Linked DNA regions of Homo sapiens: all the other regions are linked to region 1. Evidence: chromatin loops called from intact Hi-C (ENCODE). Cell type or tissue: mammary epithelial cell. All regions are shown on one strand. Region 1 has its middle 28 kb from the start of LINC00276. Region 2 has its middle 270 kb from the start of LRATD1. Region 3 has its middle 310 kb from the start of LRATD1.

Region 1 (8,000 bases):
ACCTCTTTAGGCTCTTCTCAAAAAGGGGAAAAAAAATATTTTTCATTTCTCAGGTCCTGCTCTCATGGTCTCTTCAGGCTAGTGCTGACTATCCAGTGATGTTCTCGGTGCAGCAGATGTCTACATGCTTATTCTTTCCAGATAAAGCATCTGGGTTTTCCAGAATCCTTGTGATAACCTCACATTGCACAGATTCCTGACATTGACACCTGGACCTTTAGTCAATTCCTCTCACCTCCATTTCTGCCCCTGGGAACACATTTCACAGATTCTGCTGGCTTCCCTTTGCCCCAAAGCACACCCTATTGGGCAACTAAAAGATGGCTTGATTCTAGCTACTTTCCACAGTATCCATTTGGGCCACTCTCAAACATCCTGCTGTACCAAACAGCAAAGGGTAGTCTTCCCTTGACTGCCTCTTTCCTTGCTCTCCCAACAGAGTTGCTCCCAACAGTGTTGCTCCAGCCACCTACTGCTGCTGAGCTAGAAGCATGCACCATATTCTATGGTTACCAGACCACCTGTAATAAGTTCTCCTAAGAATTGCTTCATAGTACTATACTCTGATGTGCTGCACTGCACTTATGACTTATGAATTTTACAGCTCAGCAACATCCACCTGGAGAGGGTGATCCCATTCTCTTTCCTGCTGACACCCTAGATCTCTCTAAGTGAAATTCTTTTGGAGAATCCCTTCCATATCACTGAACAATGAAAATAGAAAAGCTTCAAGTATGATTACTACCGACAATTTTTTCATGTCCTTTAACCAATTTCCTTGGAATTCCTAGGCTCCTATTTGCATAGGTTGTTTGAGGAGGGAAGGATAGGGATTGTAAGATGGGTTTGGTAACCTCTCAGTAAGCACTGGAAGAGGTAACTGGCAGCAACTTTGTTCTCTATTTAAAATTTCAGGGTACTTTTTGTTCTCAGGTTTGGGGTTTCAGCCAAAATTCCAAAACAATGGAAAAAGCCTCATTTGGTATCCGACTTTATCAACTTTGAAACTGAAAGAGACTTTTGTCACTGTCACTGTTGTTTTTAGCTCTTTAAGAACTCTAGTACTGAGAATACAGAGTTCAGCTACCAACCATGGAGTGGGAAGGGAAAATTGCTGACCTAAGAGTTGTACAACAACCATGTGTGGAAATGATAAGAAAAAGTTCTGCATTAAACATGGGTGATGGGTATAGCTTGGGATTGAGATGTAAGTGTGTCTCCGTGTGTGAGAGTTGGTGGGGGAGACTTACTTTATGCTCCATTTTTGGGGTCAAAACCTTGGGAATGAAGGGTGGTAGAGAGAACTAGAATACCATTTGACCCAGCCATCCCATTACTGGGTATATACCCAAAGGATTATAAGTCATGCTGCTATAAAGACACATGCACATGTATGTTTATTGAGGCACTATTCACAATAGCAAAGACTTGGAACCAACCCAAATGTCCAACAATGATAGACTGGATTAAGAAAATGCGGCACATATACACCATGGAATACTATGCAGCCATAAAAAAGGATGAGTTCATGTCCTTTGTAGGGACATGGATGAAGCTGGAAACCATCATTCTCAGCAAACTATCGCAAGGACAAAAAACCAAACACCGCATGTTCTCACTCATAGGTGGGAATTGAACAATGAGAACACATGGACACAGGAAGGGGAACATCACACACTGGGGCCTGTTGTGGGGTGGGGGGAGGAGGGATAGCATTGGGAGATATACCTAATGTTAAATGATGAGTTAATGGGTGCAGCACACAAACATGGCACATGTATACATATGTGACAAACCTGCACGTTGTGCACATGTACCCTAAAACTTAAAGTATAATAAAAAAAAAAAGAAAAGAAAACCTTAAATAAGTTTAGAGGATCTCAAAGCTGAGAAAGTTTCTCTCTCCTTGGGCTATGGCCTGCAAATATCACAAACCACTTAGCTACTGGGTAGAGCAGCAACAGCTACAGGAAGACCTGAAGAAACTATCTTTGAGTCTCCTGCAGTGCCAACTGTCACAGGGGAGCATCTGAAAGTGTCTGAAGTGCAAGCAGATGAGAAGAGCCCTCCAGGTTGGAATAGGAAGGAGACAGAGTATGTTACAACTGGAGACCATGGTGAATCAGGCCAGCAGACAATATAGCTCTCTCAGGAGCAGGGCTGATGATCAAGACCTGGCAGGATGAGACACAGCTCAGTAGTGGTCTGCAAAAATACACAATGGGCTGGGACTACATGCCCACCTCCCATCCTACCCTGTCCCCACTCCAGGCCAAGAGCTTCCAAACCCTGATACTGCCACAGGAAAAAGAAGGAAGCGGGAGGAACTGAGATAAATGGGTTTGATGAAGTAGTTACTTAAATGAGATTAGATTTTGGAAAATTTACCTTAACTTGTGAGATTTAGTTTTCTGCACCGGAAAAAAAAAAAGGGTGGATCATGAGCCAAGCTGAATCAGATATTGAGAAATATAAAGATATTCTTTGTGTACTCTGAACTTCACGTTCAGTTTTAAAGATAAATACATTGAAGACAGGGCTGGAGGGTGTGCCTCTGAATTTAAATACAGTTTGGGATGAAACTAGATCTCCACTCTTGATTTTAATTACTATCTTAAACCAAAAGGGATAATTTCCAGAATCACCATGGAATGGTTTGGAGCATTTAAAGAAGGAAGCATTTTGCCAATACATTTCCTTTGGATGTGATGAATCCTGCACTGCCACAGCCAAGTTGTGTGAATAAAGCCAAAACCAAAATCTCTAAATAATGTGTTCCTTTCCTTAATCCCCATCTATTTGGACACACGTCTATGTGCATTCAAATTGGCATCAGAATACTTGCAAGGCTTTACTCTCATTTGAAACAGTTGAGATATACTACCTAGATACACAGGCAGCATACTATGGCCATTTAGCAAGAAGGCTTTAGAGTTAGCTTGACAGGGGCCAAATCCTCAGTCTATAATTTATTAGATTTGTAATCTTAGGCAAATTCTTTAAATTCAGTGTGCCCCAGTTTCCCTTTTTTATAAAGTAAAAATAATTGTAGTATTTATCTCATGAGTTGTCATAAATCTCAAGCCAACATTTATATACATGGGCATGTATAAAGGAGTGAGTTCTCCATCATTTCAAATATTCAAGTTTAGGCTGGACAGCCACATGGTGGGGGTGTTGCATTGGACTGAATAACTGCTGAGATCCTTTCCAAATATGACTATCCTTTAGAAAAGAAGGTCCAGTGCCAAAGAACAAAATTCACTTTGAGATAAACCCAACTGATGGCTCTCATTTTGAAAAGGAGGCCAAAGACACACAAACTATTTCAAACTAAGATAGAAATAGGCCAAGTCGCCTTGCTGTTGACTCAGCAGCCAGAGAATCACGGAGAGTATGCTGGAGTTAAAGTCAGGAGAACTGGGCTGGAGTCCCAGTGCTGCTCTTGGCTGTGTGGTCATGGGTTAGTTAGGTAATGGATGTGGTTTGCAGTTTCTTCATTTCTAAAATGGGTGTACAAGTTTTTTTTTTATTATTTTCCCTCAAAAAGTATTCATGAAGATTAAATGAGCCAATGTAAAATTGCTTTGAAAATGGTAAATCACAGTATAAATACAGGTATTATCATTTGAAGAGCTCAAATTACACTACATTACACTATACATCATTAGTTCTGAAAATAACATACATAACCTCAAACCCTGGCTGAGAATAAGCTATTACTTTAAATATCATGTTGGGTATAGAAGCTGAAAAAACTGCCACTTTGTAGATTCCTGCATATTTTCTCAACTACTCAAGAGTGGAGACTTTAATTTACCTTTAAGGCAGGTAATGACTTTATTTTGGGGAAAAACAGAAAACACAGAACCATGCCATATATTTATGCAATATAAGTTAGGTCTTACTTGCTGTTTTTAGGAAGCCAGAGGTCATCTTCCACCTGAATACTGATGTCTTAGACCCAGAACTTCTCTGTTTCTCCTCTATAAAAATGAGATGTATCTTTTATCAAAGATTTTCTCTACAGATTTTCACTCAAATATTTATGGAACCTCCTCTCTATGCCAGGAGAGTTAGAGTGTTAAAAAGTCTGACCTACTCCTAATGGTGTTCACCAGTTACTACAGGAGACAGAAAAAATAAGCAACAATTACACAAATAATTAATGATGATAAATGTATGAAGGACAATGAGTCAGTGAAAAGTACTATGAGGATCTGTAAGAAGAGGACCGATAAATGTGGAGTTAGGATGAATTTAAGTGAGGAAAGAATATTTAACCTGAGTCTGGAAAGATAAACAGAACTGACCCAGCTGGGAGACACCAGGTGAAAGCAGAATATTCTGGGAAATATTTTTTATTGTCTCTGTGAAAATGAATGTTATTTTGTCTGGGTTTAGACTATGGCGTCTATAAATAATTTCTTATTCTTAGAGGGTTTTGTATGTTCTTTTCTGGGTAGATGGTATCAGGAGTAGCACACTGAGATGGAAAGGACTTTAGTAAGGTGAAGGCTATTACACCATAATTTTTCTCTTATCCTGGAAAAGGTGCTGTGAAAAGAATAAGATGAGGCTCAATATTGACTGGACATGAGACACTTCATATGTGGCATTGTGGAGTGTAGTCTTGTTAGGTTGATTATATTAATAGCTTCACTTGGTGCCTGTCCAAAGGCAAGATTACTCTCTAAGACTGGATTTTTATCTTAAGTAAGAGGACAATTCAATTGTATCATCTTGTGAAAAGGCTGATGCTGGGACAGGAAATGAAGACTCGCATTTTGCACCTTTAACTAGAGTGTAGTCTGGCTTTAAACTTGGACTTAAAATTACGATGACCAGATGTGACTGTTTTGAGTTGTTCTCTGTGATGTACTGTCCTTCTTCTCCAAACTTTCAATATACTTCTTACTAAAATGCAAAGCCTGACCTCAGCTGTGCACCTTGAATCAATGGAAATTTCTCTTCCATACTTGGGAAGGTGTGTGGACAGGAGGAGAGTCAGCCTCTGGGGCCTAGAGCAGTGGCAAGAGCAGCATCACCCCCAGGAGCCAAGTGTGCCCAGCAACACAGTGATCATGCATCAGTCCAAACATAGTGACAATGTTGAAATTTGCCTGAGCCCTGAGCTCCTGTAAAACAGGGGTCCCCAACCCCCAGGCCATGGACTGGTACCAGTCTTTGGCCTGTTAGGAACTGGTCTGCACAGCAGAAAGTGAGCAGTGGGCGAGTGAGGATTACCACCTGAGCTCAGCCTCCTGTCAGATCAGAGGGACGTGGCATTAGATTCTCATAGGAGTGCAAACCCTACCATGAACTGCACATGGGAGGGATCCAGATGCTCCATATGAGAATCAAACTAACACCTGATGATGATCTGAAGTGGAACAGTTTCATCCTGAAAACCATCCCACACCCACCTGCCATGTCCATGGAAAAACTGTCTTCCACAAAACTGGTCCCTGGTGCCAAAAAGGTTGAGGAAAACTGCTGTAAAACAGGGATGGCTAAGAAGTACTCCACCTAATCTTTTGTGTTCTGGAAAACAGCTAACTGCAAAGAAACACCCTTCCCCATATGACTCTGATGATTCACGGATGCCCATCTTATTTACATGTGGTAAGACACAGACACTCCAAATTCCCATTGTTTCATAAATGATTGGCTAAAATGCTTGTTCCCTAGGTAATCACATGGTCAGAGAGTTCTCCTTATTTTGCTAGTCCCTTTCTCCTTCTTCTAATATTCTTTTGAATAAAGTATCTCTTTACTAAGTCTGGATTTTTTATTTGACAGTGATGAGATGAAAATTCATCCTCAGTGGAAAAATGTGGGGCCCCTTCCTTCACACATGAGTTAGCACCCCAGAGAACGCTCAGAGAGTTTAAGAAGGCTAATTGGTAACCATTAGGCCAGCAGTTCTCAAGTTATCATAATTTTGCTATTAAATATGAAATGTATTCTTATTTTGTGGATTGATTTTGAGAACAGAACATCTGGGTTACATGAAAAATACTTTTTAATGGGAAAGACACCACAGGTATCACAACCAGCCAACCTGGAATAAGCAATTCTTGCTTAGATATTAGAAATTGCTCCAGCATTAAAATCTAGTCTATTATAAGAAATATGCAGTTACAAAAAAAAATCCTTATCTCCAAAGGCAAAGATTTTGCCTCTGGCTGGACATAGCTAGAAATAACTCCTCTTTCCCCACATGCCAGGAAATGCAGTCCCTGATCTTTTTTCAAAGGTGACCCCAAATACCTCTGACACACTTCAAAACTCAACACATCCTTTCTGTCTTCACGACTTCTGATTTTCCAACCTTCTTTAGACATTGAGGCCGTGCCAATCTTTAATCAAGGCAACATTATTAATACTCCAACTCTTGTATTTACTTATGAGTTAGACATGCAATCCTTTAGAGTAAGAATGGTAGAAATAGAGAAAAAAAAAGCAAACTTTTGGAGTCAGACAAATCTAGGTTCAAATCAGCCAAAGTAATACATTTGCTTTGTTGTATGAAAGGCATGTTAATTGAAGTTAACTTGCTTATCACTAAAATGGGAATAATGATAGCTACATGAAATTATTAATATCAAGACTGATAATAACTAAAAACTTTATGAAAAGTGGTTAGTCTTGAGTAGATGGTCACTAAATATTACTTCCTTCTTCTTTTACTCATGCTGAGCACATTTTTTTTTTTACCACATTTTCCATTTTCTCTATCTCAAACTTAAAGCAATGATTAGCACCCAACACTTATTAAAGTCTATTATTTAGCCAATCTTAAATTATTTTGGTTAGATTAAATTGATGAAAGAACACAATTAAGCTCTAACAATTTAGAAAAACATCTAAGCCCAACACTGAATCAAAAATACTTCTGCTGATACTCCTTTTTCTCTCTTGCTCTGTCTGCTTTTCATTTCGATTTTCTTCAAGAATTAACTATTGGCTCCCATCCAGACCTTTCCATGAGGCAGTGGTGGTTACCAAATCTTGGCTAAGCCAGGGCCAAATGGCAGCTGGGGGTGGAGGGGAGGCTGGGGATGGAAAGGTATATAGAATTGTGGTCAAGGAGGAAACGGGACCAAGGACAGTGACCAAGACTTGTGAGTCTGTGGCTGAAGAGGCAGCCAGTGGGGTCAATATACTGACTACCTAAAGAGGGAATGAACATGTAAGTAAAGATAATGGAAGCTATGTTCTTCACTACAGAAGGAAGTTCAAATGACTTGACTAGGATAATTCTTGTGTTTTTTTGGATTGGAATTGGAGGTGTTGGTGGAAACTCATGCTATATAAATTATACACACATACTCATGATTTAAACGTATATGTATGTAATATACATATATAATATCTACATATTTTTATACTCTTAGGATTGCTTCAATACTTCTAATTCCAATAAAAAATATAGATTAATAGTTATAGAGATATATCTAAATATGTATGGTGTGTACATACAAGATATAACCATATGTAAATATTCATATACTTGTGTGTATATGTACATAGGCATGTGTGTGCTTGTGTATGTGTATGTGTATAAATATATTTATTTCTTAGTGTGTCTGCTGAAAATGTCAATAAGCAATGGGATCTCAATAGCAATGAGCATGTCAAGAACCCAAATCTTGACTTCTAAGTGTCATTCTTTACTAATGTTCTATGGAAAAATGGCTGATTTAGAGGGATGCAGTATAAACAGTGCAGAACAAAAGTAGAATATTTTATTATGTTAAAGGGAAAAGCATAAATACAAAATGATGAGGGTTTGTCAAACAGGCACAGGGTCAGCTTGAAAGGTGTTCTGCTGGCTAATTATGAGATAATTTAAGTATTAAAATAAAGATAAAAATAGACTGTAACTTGTTTAATATAATATAAATCCATAAGTGTATACTGAAATAAATAAGTAAATATATACATAAACTAACAGAGAGAAACTCTTTCTTACAATCAAATGTCAACTAATGTAA
Region 2 (8,000 bases), 470 kb after region 1:
GCTCCTGAAATTATTTTTTACCCTGGGAAACGGGCCACCTGGAGCCCATGATTTCAGGAGCCTAAGAAAAGAAACACATCTACAAGTTTGTGGCTCTCTCACCTGCTGACTGCTTTCAGGGAGCAAAGTAATTCATTCCACAAAGTAAAAGTTGGCTTACAAGAAAGAGAGGGTTCATAGAATCTTTACTAAGACATCAGTGATCAGTGACTATTGCTAGATGCTCCAGGAGAGCAGTTATAAAAGGGGAGGGGGAGATAACATTAGAACAAAAGGACATCCAAAAAGTGGTTAGAAAGAATGGAAATGAGAGTTCCGAAGTCGATTTTAAGTCACATGCTTTTTTTTTTTTTTGACTGGTTCTAGCCAATTCTTCAGGAAAGAAAAAGACCTACCCATTTGCTCAGCTGCTTTTCTCTCTCACCATGAGACTCCCTGGCCTAATATTAAACACGCCTTCCATGATCCATTCCACCTTTCTAAGTATTCAGTGCAAGATGCATAAGCATGCTCAACAAATATTTGAAGACAGAAAAAAGGCATGAATGACATATCAATTTTCCCACTAAATGTGCCTGTTTCAGCTGTATTAAAAGGCTTACTCTGTTCCAAGAAGAAAAAAAAAGGAAACTGAGATTTTTACCACTTTTGCCTTTTTTGTACAGGTATTCCTTTCATCTGCTATGTCCTACTTTGTGAAATTTCACCACTGAAATTCTATTCATCCTTTATGGTTTGGTTATGGTTTGGTTATAAATGCCAGGAAACCTTCCCAAATCTCCGCACCTATAAAGAATTCCTTCTCTTCTATATCACCCAATAAGTTCATTACTTCTAAAATAACAACTCCATTATGCCCAGTATTAATTTGACAAACTTTTCTGAATGGCAAGATGGGCACTGGAGCATACAGATCTGAATAAGGTGAAGTCCTATTCTTAAGAGAAGGAGAGAAAGAAATTTTTCAGCAGTCGCACAAGGCATGATAAGTTCAAGAACAAAGTATGCACAGGGCATAGTAACTAGCACAAAGGAAGCAGAAGAACTTCAGGGGAGACACAGCATCAGGAAATATCTGTGAAAGGAGGTGACACTGGATTAAGGAAATAAAAGGAAATCATTCCATACTAACCATCTGCAAAGGCTTGAACCTGAATATCTATGCCAAGTTTGTAATTCCATATGGCTACGGGGGTAGTGGCTGATACTTGAGGTCCACAAGATAGGGACTTGCACTGACAGCCTTGGGGTCTATCTTAAGGACTTGAAATTCCCATGGAGGTGAGGGAAAGTCACTGCCAGGTTTAAGCACAGGCACAGCTCATTTCTTGTCCATCTTTGTAACCCTAGGGTCAACAGCATGGTGCCTGGAAATAACAATAATGTCAGCATATATTGAGTGCTAACTGTGTGCCTGGCACTGTGACAGTCACTTCACATGGATTAGTTAGTAGGTGCTCAATAAAAGTATATTCCATAATCAAATGGAATTGCAGCTCCATTCCAACCAGACTGGGTAAAAATAGAAACTGTCATTATAGCTTTAGCAGAGAGAGTTCAAAAAATTATAAGTTTAAAGGAGTTTAGTAATAAAAAAGAATCAGAATAAAGGAGAAAATTTGATTATTCTTCAGCTAAAGGCCAAACCAGAAAGACTCAGGTAATTTTAAAAAAAAAAATCGGAAGGGTAATTTTTTAAGTGGTAAAAGAGCTAAAGAGGATTTTATAAACACTTTAAGGGATAAAAAGATAAACCACAGAGAAAAATGGATCTTCTAATAAATGACGAGGAAAAGAGAATTAACAATAAATGAGAACAGCTGAAATACTGAACTCATCCTTTGCAAGAAAAATGAGGGGAAATAACTTAGATTCTTAGGAAGTAATAAAAATCTTGCAAAATACTTAATAGGGATAGAAATCTAGTAAGGAAATATTCATTAAACTTAATTCATCATTTTTAAATACACAGCCCACAGCCCTCACAAGTTTCATCTCTACCAGGAATCAGACTAGAGTTAGCTCTCTCCTTCAGTGATGGCTCCTGAAAACATTGACCTTGAAAAAAGACTAAATGTGCTGTGGAAGGACAGTTCCACAAGCAGGAATGGACCCTGGACAATGCCCAAGAAAGCACATGCTGGGAACAGCAGTGACATGCTTGGAAACACCCATGGGATCTGGCTGTCCTCTCGCGATAACAGCCTCCCACCAGAAAATGCACCACTGAGCTTTTATGAGTCACTCAAGCTGTCTTGTGACTACCTCCCAAGCTTCCTGAATTTTCTTCTTTCTTCTGTAAAATGGGAGTGCTTAGTTCGTATAGCAATCATCCCTTTTTCCCTTCCAACTCTCACATTTTCTCTTTCATTTTTTTGAGACAGGGTCTCACTCCGTCACCCAGGCTAGAGTGCAGTGGCATGATCTCAGCTCACTTCAAACTCTGCCTCCCGGGTTCAAGTGATTCTTGTGCGTCAGCCTCCCAAGTAGCTGGGATTACAGGCATGCGCCACCATACTCAGCTAATTTTTGCATTTTTAGTAGAGATGGGGTTTCACCGTGTTGGCCAGGCTGTTCTCCAACTCCTGGCCTCAAGTGATCCACCCTCCTTGGCCTCCCAAAGTGCTTGGATTACAGATTTGCACCACTGCACCTGGCCTAATCCTCACATTTTTATGTCTAATATTTCCTGTAAGAGGAAGTAAGGAGAGAAGGAGAGAGAAAAACAGAGAGATACACACAGAGAGAAGCTCTGTATATGTAGACCCATGTGTAGAATATCTGTGCAAACATTGGAAAATGGCCAGGGAGATGGTCTGAAGCATTGCTTCCTGTCTTAAATGTCAGCCTGGGAATTTTGCTCATTGGCAATGAGACCTATTCCCTGATCAAAATTATAATCATCAACACAAGACTGAAACTTGAGCTTCTGGGAGGTTGGGAAAAGGGGAGGAGTATCGAAAAATGGTAATAAGTTTATAAGGAGGTAATTCAGACTGGAATTGGTAGGTAATTAATCAAATACACAGAATCTCAAAGCCAGAAAGTCTGAGAAGAAGGGGTTCCAACAAAATCCACACAAATAGTTATTATTAGAGCACATTGGCCATTCTGAGGAAAATAAACAAGGTGAGAATGTTCTGTCAGGGAACCAAAGAATAGGCAGTCACATGGGTAAGCCCATGATAAAAGCTAGGCTAAAAGAAGAGAGACAGCAAAGGCACAGTTTGAACCAATGGCAAAGACCCATCCCAGTGAAAGGCAATTTGTGGCAAGAAGCTTTGATGAATGAAAAAAAAAAATGAAAAAATAAGAGAACAAACCAAGACCTTCTACATACAGTGTCTTGGCCTCTCCAGGGTGTCCTAGCGTGTAAGGGCCAACCACAATATTTTGCAACCCATTTTCTAGTGGTGGCCAAGCCTTTTAATGATAATACAAGCAATTCCATCTGCAGAAGATGGTTAAATTCAGTCAGTATTAGCATCTTCTGAATGTCACAGGATCTCTACATGCTACATCCAGACTTTTTTAAATTTGTGAAATAAGCTTTGCAAAAAAAAAAAAAAGAAAGAAACATGTTGAAAATAAAAACCAGAAATTGGTAAAGCCAAATGAAAAATACATATAAAGTATTTTCCAAGAGTGTTGATAACAGCCTTGTGTGTTCAGAAGACACCCCCAGGTGACAAAGTGGACCTGGCCCAGCACTTCAGGAAAAGCTGCTCCCATGTGACTCCCACCACTTTGAAGGAGTACCTGTCATTGGCCTTTCACTGAAATGCATGAAAAGAAAACAATAGGGGGTGGAGGAGAATCTTAAAGCCACATTGGCAGTATCACTATCCCCAGAACCAGCTTCTCACTAGAACTGAAACGAGACACTTTGAGGAAAACTTTCACGTTAGTACAAAAACCACACAACTGTTTTCACAGGAGCAGAATAATGATCAAAATCATGGTTTCAAAGGAATCGGGGAGCAAAAGTCAACACTGGAGCTCAACATTGCCTTTTTACAGCTGAGAAAATCGAAGTTCAGGGGAGAAGCATGCCTGTCCCCCCCATCCCCCTGTCACACCTGATGGGATGTTAGACACAGCAGGGCCTGAGGGTGGGGGGAGGCGTGCCCAGCAAGGCAGAGGGCAATGGAAAGAGGAGACCCAGGAGAAGTGCCGGTTACCACCTGCAGGGGGCGGCATCGAGCGCCCTCCATAGGCTACCCCATTAGGTTGGGCGAGGCGCTCCCTTCTGGACACTCAGAGAAACGGGGGCATTTCTCATTTTGTGTTTTCACATTTTATAATTATCTGTATTTTTCTTTTCCATCTAGACCACCAGCTCTAAGAGGGCAAGGGATGTGTATTAGTCAGAGTTCTACAGAGAAACAGAACTAATAGGATAAATGTACATATGAAAGGGAGTTTATTAGGGAGAACTGGCTCACACGATCACGAGGTGAAGTCCTACCATACGCCATCTGCAAGCTGGGGAAGAAGGAAGCCAGTAATGGCTCAGTCTGAGTCCAGAAACCTCAAAAACAGGAAAGTCGACAGTGCAGCCTTCAGTCTGTGACCCAAGGCCCGAGAGCCCCTGGCAAACCACTGATATAAGTCCAAGAGTCCAAAGGCGGAAGAACCTGGATTGTGATGTCCAAGGGCAGGAAGCATCCAGCACGGGAGAAAGATGGAGGCTGGAAGACTCAGCAAGTCGGCTTATCCCACCTTCTTCCAGTATGACAGGCTGATAGGCTGTGTCACAGTCAGCTGTAACTCAGTATGATAGGCTGTGTCACAGTCAGCTGTGACTCAGTATGATAGGCTGTGTCACAGTCAGCTGTGACTCAGTATGATAGGCTGTGTCACAGTCAGCTGTGACTCAGTATGATAGGCTGTGTCACAGTCAGCTGTATACACTGAACTGAACACCTGCTATTCTGGCAGGCACTGTGCGCAATTTGTGTCTACGTATTTCATCTAATCCTAAAAGTAACTCTAGGCCGGGCGCGGTGGCTCAAGCCTGTAATCCCAGCACTTTGGGAGGCCGAGGCAGGCGGATCACAAGGTCAGGAGATCGAGACCATCCTGGCTAACACGGTGAAACGCTGTCTCTACTAAAAATACAAAAAATTAGCCAGGCGCAGTGGCGGGCGCCTGTAGTCCCAGCTAATTGGGAGGCTGAGGCAGGAGAATGGTGTGAACCCGGGAAGCGGAGCTTGCAGTGAGCCGGTCGCACCACCGCACTCCAGCCTGGGCGACAGAGTGAGACTCCGTCTCAAAAAAAAAGAAGTAACTCTGAACAGTAGGTGTTTATGCTCTGTTCCAGGCGCACTGGCAGCAGATTGGATGGTGCCCACCCACATTGAAGGTGGGTATTCCTCTCCAGTTCACAGACTCAAATGTCCATCTCCTCTGGCAACATCTTCACAGACACACCCAGAAATACTTTACCAGCCATCTAGACATCTTTCAATCCAATCAAGTTGACATCTAATATTAACCATCACTGTGCGCAACCTATTAAATGGAGTAACTCTAGTGAGTGCTCAGTAAATGTTTGTTGAATAAACAAATGGATGAACGAACTAACTGAAGACTCCAAAAGTAAATTGTTGAAGAACCCAGACATGGAACCATAAAACCAGAGCAGAGAACCACATGCTGCTCAGTGCCTCCTGTGCCCAGCTGTCCCGCTCGGTGGCTGCGGGAGACTTGGGCCAACAACCCAACTCTCTCTGGTGCCCCTGCCTTGCTCTCTGTGGACTCCTCAGGGAATAAGTAACCAAATAGCCTGGCCAACAGAGAAATAAACAAGATCTGTCAAATGCCGATGACCTATTTATCTGCCTCCTTCATGTGTTTTGAACTGAATGCCATGTGAGAAAAGTGACCTGGTTGAAGTGTTTGTAATCTGGGAAGATCAAAATAAGATTCATCCTAATGAAAGCATTGCAGGCCACACGTGACCCATGTGTGTTCAGGGAGGTAAGGATAGAGGGTGGTTGCTGAATGGGTGGGTTGCCTCTTCTTTACAATGCCTTCATTATGTAAATCCCATCGAGGCTCAAAGGCAACTTCCCCAAGGAGGCTTGTACAATGCCCCATTCAAAAACACCTTCTATCTCTAAACTCTCAGCGCACTTTCTTTGTCTCAATGTGATAGGCTGTGTCACAGTCAGCTGCATACACTGATGAGTACGCTTGTCTGTACAATATTATCAAATCGGGAGCTTCCCAAGGGCAAGGAATATTCCTAACACATCACTTTATTCCCACTCCGTAATTCAATTTCTGGAACACAGTAGGCACTCCAGCAGTGGTAAGCAGCAGCAGCAGCAGCAGCAGTAGTAGTAGTATTAGTAGTAGTAGTAGTAGCAACAGTACTAATAGTAGCAGCGGCAGCAGCAGCCACCGCCACAGCAGTACCTACCCTTAATTGAACACCTGGTATTCTGGCAGGCACTGTGCACAATTTGTGTCTACGTGTTTCATCTAATCCTAGAAGTAACTCTAAACAGTAGGTGCTTATTATCTCTATTTTGCAGGCTTCTCCACTTACAGGTGAGAAAAAGAAAGATAAGCAAGATCAAATAGCCTGCTCGTAAGTGGCAGAGCCAGGATTCACACTCACATCTCATTGACCCCTCAGTCTGTTCTCTTTCTAATTGAATGCACTGGCTCAGCTACTGAAGGCACGGAAAGGCTGCCTCTGCCTGTGATGTGAACCCGAATTCAAAGGCACACGCTGTTCCTGGGGACCCACCTTTACTCGCTATTGTTCCTACCCAGGCCGCCTTGCTCTGCCCTAGAGAGTTGTGGAATTCTGGAGTCCTGAAGCTCTGAGGGATAACTCGACAGGGGCAGAAGCCCTGGGGGTGGCATGGGCTGCCCAATGTCCCACCAGAATCTGGGGCAGAACAAGACCCAATGGCCTGGCTCTCAGGGCTCAGTGCTTTCTCCATTATTCTCCGATTTTTCTGATGTTGCGATTCCAAGCTCAGTCCTCAACGTGGAGAAAACCCCTAATAAAAGCACAAAATAATTTTTTTCTGCCAAATCTGAGAAGACAAAGTCGAGGGTGCCCATTATTTAATATTGACGACAAGAGACACAGCCTAAGTTTGGCGTATTTCCTCTATTCCAGTCTGCTTCCTGTCCTCTCTCCCCCAAACCTACTGTCAAATGACTTCGAGTTGAATCCCTCAAGCAGAGGCTATGCTTCTTACACCTCCTGAGAGGCAGGTGTCCATGCCTGTCGCCCACTTCCTGGGAATGAAATTAAAATGTCAGCCTTGTACCCAATGCATTTGCTTCCTGCGTTTCTTCACCACTATCTTTGGCCCACTAGTGCCCTGGCTGCTGTGGGGTAGAAAGGATTTACTCCCTCTACTGGCCTCTAGTGAGAGAGTGGAGTCTCTAGTTGGGCCAGCCTCCTGCAATTGCAGTCCCCAGCTGTCACCCTGGTAATTAGTTCATCCTGCTCCACCACAGAGGCTTACGTAATAAAATGGTGTCCTCTGTTCGGAAGATGGGAGCTCTGGCAACGCACTTACTCAAGCACTTCACTGCGTCTGAAGGAAGCACATCTTCACATAAACACAAACCCAGGGCAAAACAGCACAGGGCTTCTTTCTACACACATTGTGCAACACCAGAGAGAACACAGCATCTGATTTCCTCTTTGGTACATCACTCCACTGTTGTGAGAAGTCAATGAGGCTAAATAGCAAAATACATATGAAGCAGCGAGCACCATCCAGAGACAAACAGCAGATGTTCAACGGCAAGCAGTTCTTTTCCTACCTTCCAAGTTTCCTTCTAGGCAAGGCTTGAATGCAATGACTTCTGGCAACTTCTTCCCGAGTGCCTCCCTCCACCGTGGCCAAAATTACGAAGATATTTCCTTGACTATTTCTTTTGACAATAATCACATTCTGGCTTTCAGCCTTATCATTTATGTATCTTTAAGTCAATGGCAGAGACCTTGTCTCATTCACCTTGCT
Region 3 (8,000 bases), 520 kb after region 1:
TACACTCTTTCCATAACAGTCCAGGCATCTGTGGAAATTCCAGATGATCTATGTTTATATGACTATCTCTGTAGGCTTTTGGAGAAAGACAAGCCTCTTTTCCACCCAGAGCAATGCTGGGAGGGTGTATGTGTAGCTCATTTGGACAGAGCCTCTACATGTGGGCCTCTGAAAGCTTCAAAAAGCATTTGCTCCTACTCCAAGAAAGAACAGGGAGCTCTTTTCAGAAATTGCTGACCTCATCTAAGTGGAAAGGAATCCTGGAAGCTTCAAACGCATCCGTTCTGGCCTCCAGCCCTGGACTTTCTTGCAGATGCACTTTTCAGGAAGGAGGAAGGCAGAGCAGATGGATGGTCTGCTGACGGGCTCAAAATACTTCCCGGAGCACTGAAAACAGGGTGACTGCTGTTCAGGCTGCTGCTGTGTGTCACCCGCTCCCACAGAGGACTACACTCAATTAGGAGATTGTTAAACCCAATTGTCATAGCGACAAATTATCTGATTGTTGAGATTTTCTGCTGATTTTGTCTTAGGAATTGGTCTCCTATTTTCAGCCACAGATTGTTATCAGACTGCGGATTTAGCATCTTCATTTCCTTCCACATCCTTGATTATTCTGGTCTCTGCTTTCTTGACTGACTTCAATATGCAAACATAATACCCACAGAGAAAGAGGGGGAGGCTCTCTACTGGTTGGAGGATGAGTTACAATGTTCATTGCTTCTTTTCTCCAATGGGTAGGTTTGCTTTTTCTCAGACTAGTTGGGAACATATCCAGCAGCTTCTCAGGTATTCCCAACTGCAAACCGTTGAGTACCAAATTGAGACACGATGGTTCTAGAAATTCTCTTCCAAACCCCTTATTTTACAATATAGAAACTGAGGTCTAGAAAGAAGGGTGATTTTCCAAAAGTTTATCAGAGAGTTGAAGCTAAAGCCAAAATAACTATTCTACCTCGTTCAGGATAATTTTGTATTGGTATTCAAGAGCTGCCAGTTATCTAGAAGGCACCCTGATATGGTTTGGGTCTGTGTCCCCACCAAATCTCGTGTCAAATAGTAATTCCCAATGTTAGAGGTAGGGCCTGGTGGAAAGTGATTGGATCATGGGAGTGGATTTCTCATGAGTAGTTTAGTGCCACCCCTCTTGGTACTGTCCTCATGATAGTGAGTTCTCATGAGATCTGTTTAAAAATTATGTAGCACCTCACCCCTCACTCTTTTCTTCCTGCTCCAGCCATGTGACATGTCTTTTCCCCCTTCCCCTTCCACTGTGATTGTAAGTTTCCTGAGGCTTCCTCAGAAGCTAAGCAGATGTCAACATCATACTTCCTGTACAGCCTGTGGAACCATGAGCCAATTCAACTTCTTTTCATTATAAATTACCCAATTGCAGGTATTCCTTTATAGAAATGAGAGAATGGACTAATACAGACTCTAACTCCCACTCCCTGTGGGGAAAGGTGGAGTGTCACAGCTAAAGCCTAAACCCCCTATTGACACAAGGAGAAGCCAAGGACCACAGAAAGGAAGATATTACACAGTCTAGTCAGGCCTGGCCCAAGCACATAGTAGAGGCTCAACTCATCACAGCTGAGTCTCAATCTGTAGAGAAAAATGACTTTCACCTATGCTTAAAGTATTGTTAGAAGTGTAGTCCTTTTCTTTGGACTCCAAGCCCCATAATAAAAGGCAAGACCTGGTTTCTACTATTGCAAAAGGAGAGCCAGGGACCTCTCTGCAGATCTGCCTTCTTCTCTGAATATACCTCCCTCAGCAAAGGGAACGCAAAGGTGGGTCTCCTTATGGTTTTATTATGGCTAATGAACAGCATGTTCTCTCTTTCCTCATTCTCAGCATGAGGCTATTAGCATATTCCCCAGGCTTTTGCCCTCCAAATTTGGAAGCACATGCATAAATTATCAAATGAGCCGTTCTAATGCAAAGCTTCTAGTCATGTTCCTAATCAGGGACTCTCAATGACTCACCAAAACCTTCAGAATGAAAGGCCACCGGATACACTTGTAGCAAGCTTTACTACATCTGCATCAAAGAACCACTTTATCCCCTTAATTCCATGCATGAGCAGAACTAAAAGAGCCACTAATAATTTTATCTTACCAATTTCATGTATATTTTCATGTTACAGCCTAACTTTAACCCAGAGGCTGGAAACATTCTTCTTTACTGACAAATAAAAAAGCGTATCTGCTGTAAAATTGCCTTCTGACTGTAATTCCTAAAAGCTACCTAATTGCATTGCAGTGTCAACCTAGAAAATTCATACAATCACAGAATATAATATTTGGAAGAAAACATTCAGGGTAATTTACATTATTAATGCATCACCTTCCAGTAATTAGCACAGTTCTTTGTACATAAATATTCAAGACCACTTTATTATTAATTAATAACCCTTACCCTTGTTTTACATCTGTGAAAACTGAGTCTCAGATATAAGTAGTGATTTGCCTGAGCTCACAAATGTTGGAGTCAGAATTGAAACCTAGGTGTTCAGATTCTTAGGAACTTTGTTTCTTTTATTATGTCTCTGATAGAATCGCTTCTATTTTTATTAATTTTTTAAACTTCATGACTATAACCTCAAAGTAAATTATTTTCCAATAGGATTTGAGAAAGCCCCATGATTCCTTTTTTGCAAGCACAGCAAACAAGGAGTAGGCACCATCTCACCAAGTCCCAAAGAAGGAACCACATTGGTCCACAAAGTTCCCCCTGCTTCTCCAGGAAGCTATGAGGATGATTGCTCCATTCGTTCAACCAAATAAAAAAAACTACTAATCCCTGCCAGGTGCGGTGGCTCACGCCTGTAATCCCAGCACTTTGGGAGGCCGAGGCGGGCGGATCACGAGGTCAGGAGATCGAGACCATCCTGGCTAACGCAGTGAAACCCCGTCTCTACTAAAAAATACAAAAAATTAGCCGGGCATGGTGGCGGGCGCCTGTAGTCCCAGCTACGCGGGAGGCTGAGGCAGGAGAATGGCGTGAACCCGGGAGGCGGAGCTTGCAGTGAGCCGAGATCGATCGCACCACTGCCCTCCAGCCTGGGCGACAGAGTGAGACTCCGTCTCAAAACAAAAAACAAAAAAACAAAAAAACAAAAAACTGCTAATCCCTGCTATGAATCCTGCACAGTGTAAAGTGCTTCACTTCAAGTATCTCATTTATTTTTCACCCCAACCCTACAAGGTCGGTACTCTTCTCCAACACGTCCTTGACACAACTGGTAAGAAGCATACACAGGATCACACAGCCCATCATTGATACAGCTGTGACTTGAACCTTGGTGACTTTCAGTGATATGAGTTCACTTTCCATGAAGGTATTAAAAGAACAGTGAGATTTCTGGTTCCAAAATGGTGGCATACAAGCAAGCTGACATCACTAGCCCTTACAGAAAATCAAAAAATGAACATATGGCACAAGATTATCACCAGCAATCTTTCAAAACTCAAATATGAAGACGAGACAGTCCTCAGGGACACAGAAAGTGAAAAGTGAAAGAAAAAAAAAAAACTCTGAACAGATGGTAAGAGAATCAGGCTTCCACATTCACAATGTCCCTCCCCCCATTCTGCCCAGCACCAAGTGAGCAGAAAATTTTTACCCAATTCACAGTTTCTATACCGGAAATGGTGATTGCCCACCTGAATCTCACTTTCCCCACTATCTTGGGTGTCCTGGCAGGACACTTGCCTCTGCCGTAATGCAGGAGAAGCATCATGAGTGCCTGAAGGGAAAAATGTCCCTGTGACAGGCAAAGACAAAGTGAAGAGGGAGGGCGACCATCCCCATCCCTGGAAACTCTACTGTGTAACTCAGCCAAAGGAGATGCCAAATCAGAGTGGCTGTTCAGCAGCACCAAGCTGCCGGAGGTTTATTCACAGGATCCCTGGGCAGGAACCCCTAGCCAAGTTTCCAGCAGTGCAAGAATATCCCCTTTGGGACTTCCCCCATTCAGGAAGGGCAGCACTCCAATCCTTTACTGAAGCTGAGCCGAACCCGGACTTATGGTGCCACCTAGAGCCAAACAGGAGGCAGCAACCTAGCAGTAAAGAACCACTAAGCAAATATATCCAGGAAAAAACAAAACAAGCCATGTAGAGAGGGCTGGAATAAATAACTAATACTTCAGTGCACAGACACAGACCTACATCACAGAACACAACAGCAAACAAAGAATCATGATCTCCCAAAGAAACAAAGCAAGGAAACAGTGACTCATACTAACAAGATGGCAATATATGAGCTCTCTGATCAAGAATTCAAAACTTTAGTTTTAAAGAAAATCAGTGATTTCCAAGACAACACAAAGCCAACTCAGGAATTTATCATAAAAATTTAATGAGATTAAAATAATTTTTAAAAATCAAACAAAAATATAGGAACTGAGAAATGTACATGTTGAACTAAAAAATTAATTAGAGGCTCTTGACTACAGAATGGATCAAGCAAAAAAAAAGAATCAGTTAGCTTGAAGACAGGCTACTTCAAAATATACAGTCAGAGGAGAAAAAAGAAAAGGAATGAAAAGAAATAAAAATCACCAACAAGATATAGAGAATAGGCCAGACATAGTGGCTCACACCTGTAATATTAGCACTTTGGGAGGCCAAGGTGGGCAGATCACTTGAGGCCAGGAGTTCAAGACCAGCCTGGCCAACACAGTGAAACCCTGTCTCTACTAAAAATACAAAATTTAGCCAGACGTGGTGGCACGTGCCTGTAATCCCAGCTATTGGGGAGGCTGAGGCATTTGAACCTAGGAGGCAGAGGTTGCAGTGAGCCGAGACTATGCCACTGCACTCCAGCCTGGGTGACAGAGCAAGACTCAGTCTCAAAATATATATATTACTTCAAAAGACCAAATCTAAGAATTACTGGTGTTGAAGAGAGGGTATCAAGCAAGAGCAAAGAGTAAAAAGTTTATCAAGGGGATAATAACAGAAAACTTTCAAAACCTTGAGAAAGAGATAAATATCCAGGGACAGGAAGATCTGAGAATACCAAACAGTTTCAACCCAAACAAGACTACTGTAAGGCATATAAAAATCAAATTTTCAAAGACCAAGTACAAAGAGATGATCCTAAAAGCGGCAAGGGAAAAGAGGCAAAAACATATAAAAGACCTCCAATTTAGACTTCTCAAAGGAAACCATACAGGCCAGGAGTGGGATGGCTACAAATCAAAGACTGTAAAAAGAGAAAAAGAAGGTCACTATATAATGATAAAAGGGTCAATTCAGAAAGAAGATATGACAATTATGAATATCTATATACCCAACACCAGAATTCCCAAGTATATAAAGCAAATACTAATAAAATCTAAAGGGAAAAGTATACTGCAAAACAGTAAGAGCAAAGGACTTCAACACCCCACTCTCAGTAATGGACACATCATCCAGACAGAAACAAAGAAGCATGAGAGTTAAACTATACTAGACCTAATAGACCTAACTGGCATTTACAGAACATTTACCCAACTATTGTAGAATAAACCTTTTCATCAGTGCATGAAATGTCCTCTAGAACAGGTGATATCTTAGTCCACAAAACAAGTCGGAACAAATTCAATAAAGTAAAAATCATATCAAGTATTTTTTCTGACTAAAGTGGAAAAAAATCAATAACAAGAGAAACCTCAGAAACTTCACATACACATGGAAGTTAAATATGTTCCAGACCTACCAATGAGTCAATTACAAATTAGAAGAAAATTTTAAAGTTTCTTGAAACAAATAAAAATGAAAATATAACATACCAAATCTATGAAATACAACAAAAGAAGTTCTAATAGGAAGTTTATAGCAATAAATGCCTATATCAGAAAAGTAGAAAGATTTCAAATCAACAGCCTAACAGTACACCTCAAGGTACCAGAAAAGCAAAAACAAAACAAACCCAAAATTAGTAGACGGAAACAAATACAAAGATCGGAGCAGAAATTAATGAAATTGAGACTAAAAAACAATACAGTAGATCAACAAAACAAAAAGTTGATTTTCTTAAAAAGATAAACAAAATTGACAAAGCTTAAACTACACTAGCCAAGAAAAAAGAGAGAAGACCCAAATACATAAAATTAAAAATGAAAAAGGAAAAATAACATTTGAGAACAAAGAAATACAAGGAATCATCAGAGGCTATCAGGAGTAACCATATGCCAAAAAATGGAAAATCTAAAAGAAACAAATAAATTACTGGAAATATACAACCTACCAAGATTGAACCATGAAGAAATTTTTTAAAAACAGACATTAAACCAATAACAAGTAAAGAGATCAGTTGTAACAGGTTTTTTGGTAGAGTCTTTAGGTTTTTCTAAGTATAAGAGCATGTCACCTGTAAACATGGCTGGTTTGAATTCTTCCTTTTTAATTTGGATGCCCTTTATTTCTCTTGCCTAATTGCTCTGGCTAGGGCTTCCAGTACTATGTTGAACACAAGTTGTAGAAGTTGACATCCTTCTCTTATTCCCATTTTTAGAGAAATAAACTTCAATATTTCCCTGTTCAGGGTTTGTCAGATATGGCCTTTACTATTTTGAGGTATGTTCTTTTATAACCAGTTTCATGAGGTTTTTTTTTAATCATAAAGGGATGTTTAATTTTATTAAATGCTTTTTTCATGTCTATTGAGAAGATCATATGGTTTTTGTTCTTGGTTCTGTTAATGTGATGTATCATTATTATTGATTTGCATATGTTGAACCATTCTTGCATCCCTGGGATGAGTCCAGTTTGATCATGGTGAGTGATCTTTTCAATGTATTGTTGAATTTGGTTTGCTAGTCAAATTTGGTTTGATGGAATATATGGTTTGATGGACAAAGTAAGACCTAGTGTTTGATAGATCAATAGGATAACTATAGTCTACATTTTTGCATCTATGATCATCAGATGATGAGTATCAGGTGTGATATTGACCTGTGGTTTTCTTTTTTGTTATGTTCTTGTCTGGTTTTAATATCACTAATGCTGGTATCTCACCACATGTTTGGAAGTATTACCTTCTTTTCCATCTTTTTGTGGAGTTTGAGTAGAATTTATTTTAGTTATTCCTTAAATGTTTGGTAGAAGTTAGCAGTGAACCTATCAGGTCCTGGGCATATTTTTAATAAAAGACATTTTGTTATGGCTTGATCTCTTTACTGATAAATCCAGTAAAGTTGCAAGATACAAAATCAACATACAAAAATCAGTAGCATTTATTTATGCCAACAGTGTAAAATGTGAAAAATTAATCAAGAAACCAATCCCATTTACAATAGCTACAAATAATATAAAATACCTAGGAATCAATTTAACCAAAGAAGTAAAAGATCTATACAAGGAAAACCATGAAGCAATGATGAAGAGGATATTAAAAAAATTGAAAAGATATTCTATGCTTATGGACTGAAAGAACTAATATTGTTAGGATGACAATACTACCTAAAACAATTTATAGATTCAATGCAATCCTCGTCAAAATACCAATGACATTATTCACAGAAATAGAAAAAAAAATCTTAAAATGTATACAGAACCACAAGACTCGGAATAGCCCAGCAATCCTTGGCAAAAAGAACAAAGGTGGAGGCATCACATCTTTACTGCAAAGTGGCTTCAAAATTTACTACAAAGCTAGTAACCAAATTACCATAGCACTGGCATAAAAACAGATACATAGATCAATGGAACAGAATAAAGCACCCAAATATAAATCCACACACTTACAGATTTATCTTCAACAAAAGCACCAGAAACATACAATGGTAAAAGAACAGGCTTTTCAACAAATGATACCAAGAAAACTGAATAACCATTTCAGAAGAATGAAACTAGACCCCTATAACTTGCCACACACAAAAATCAAATCAAATTGGATTACAGACTTAAACTAAGACTTGAAACTACGAAACTTCTAGAAACAACAATAGGGAAAACACTCCAGGACACTGGTTTTGGCAAATAATTTTTGTGTAAGATCTCAAAAGC

The links. Peaks named below come from ENCODE experiments on the same cell type or tissue, not always from the same donor. Only the 100,000 strongest peaks of a DNase experiment are listed, where the experiment ranks them.
Region 2: a loop joins it to region 1, with 4 times the contacts of the local background. A loop is called at or near these places in 3 of 110 quality-filtered maps.
Region 3: it touches region 1 in a loop (7-fold over the local background); 3 of 110 quality-filtered maps call a loop at or near these places.

What each region holds. Positions count from the first base shown.
Region 1 is chr2:14,424,971-14,432,970 of GRCh38, forward strand. No RefSeq gene overlaps it. Among named protein-coding and RNA genes, the nearest start is that of LINC00276, 28 kb to the left of the region's middle. In mammary epithelial cell, a CTCF peak has its summit at 3,174; a DNase peak (open chromatin) is centred at 3,401.
Region 2 is chr2:14,899,773-14,907,772 of GRCh38, forward strand. It overlaps a transcript of NBAS not described here. Among named protein-coding and RNA genes, the nearest start is that of LRATD1, 270 kb to the left of the region's middle. RefSeq lists a silencer at 4,227-4,276. In mammary epithelial cell, CTCF peaks have their summits at 4,215 (motif pointing right) and 7,365 (motif pointing left); no DNase peak of the experiment used is centred here.
Region 3 is chr2:14,941,212-14,949,211 of GRCh38, forward strand. It overlaps a transcript of NBAS not described here. Among named protein-coding and RNA genes, the nearest start is that of LRATD1, 310 kb to the left of the region's middle. In mammary epithelial cell, a CTCF peak has its summit at 4,059 (motif pointing left); no DNase peak of the experiment used is centred here.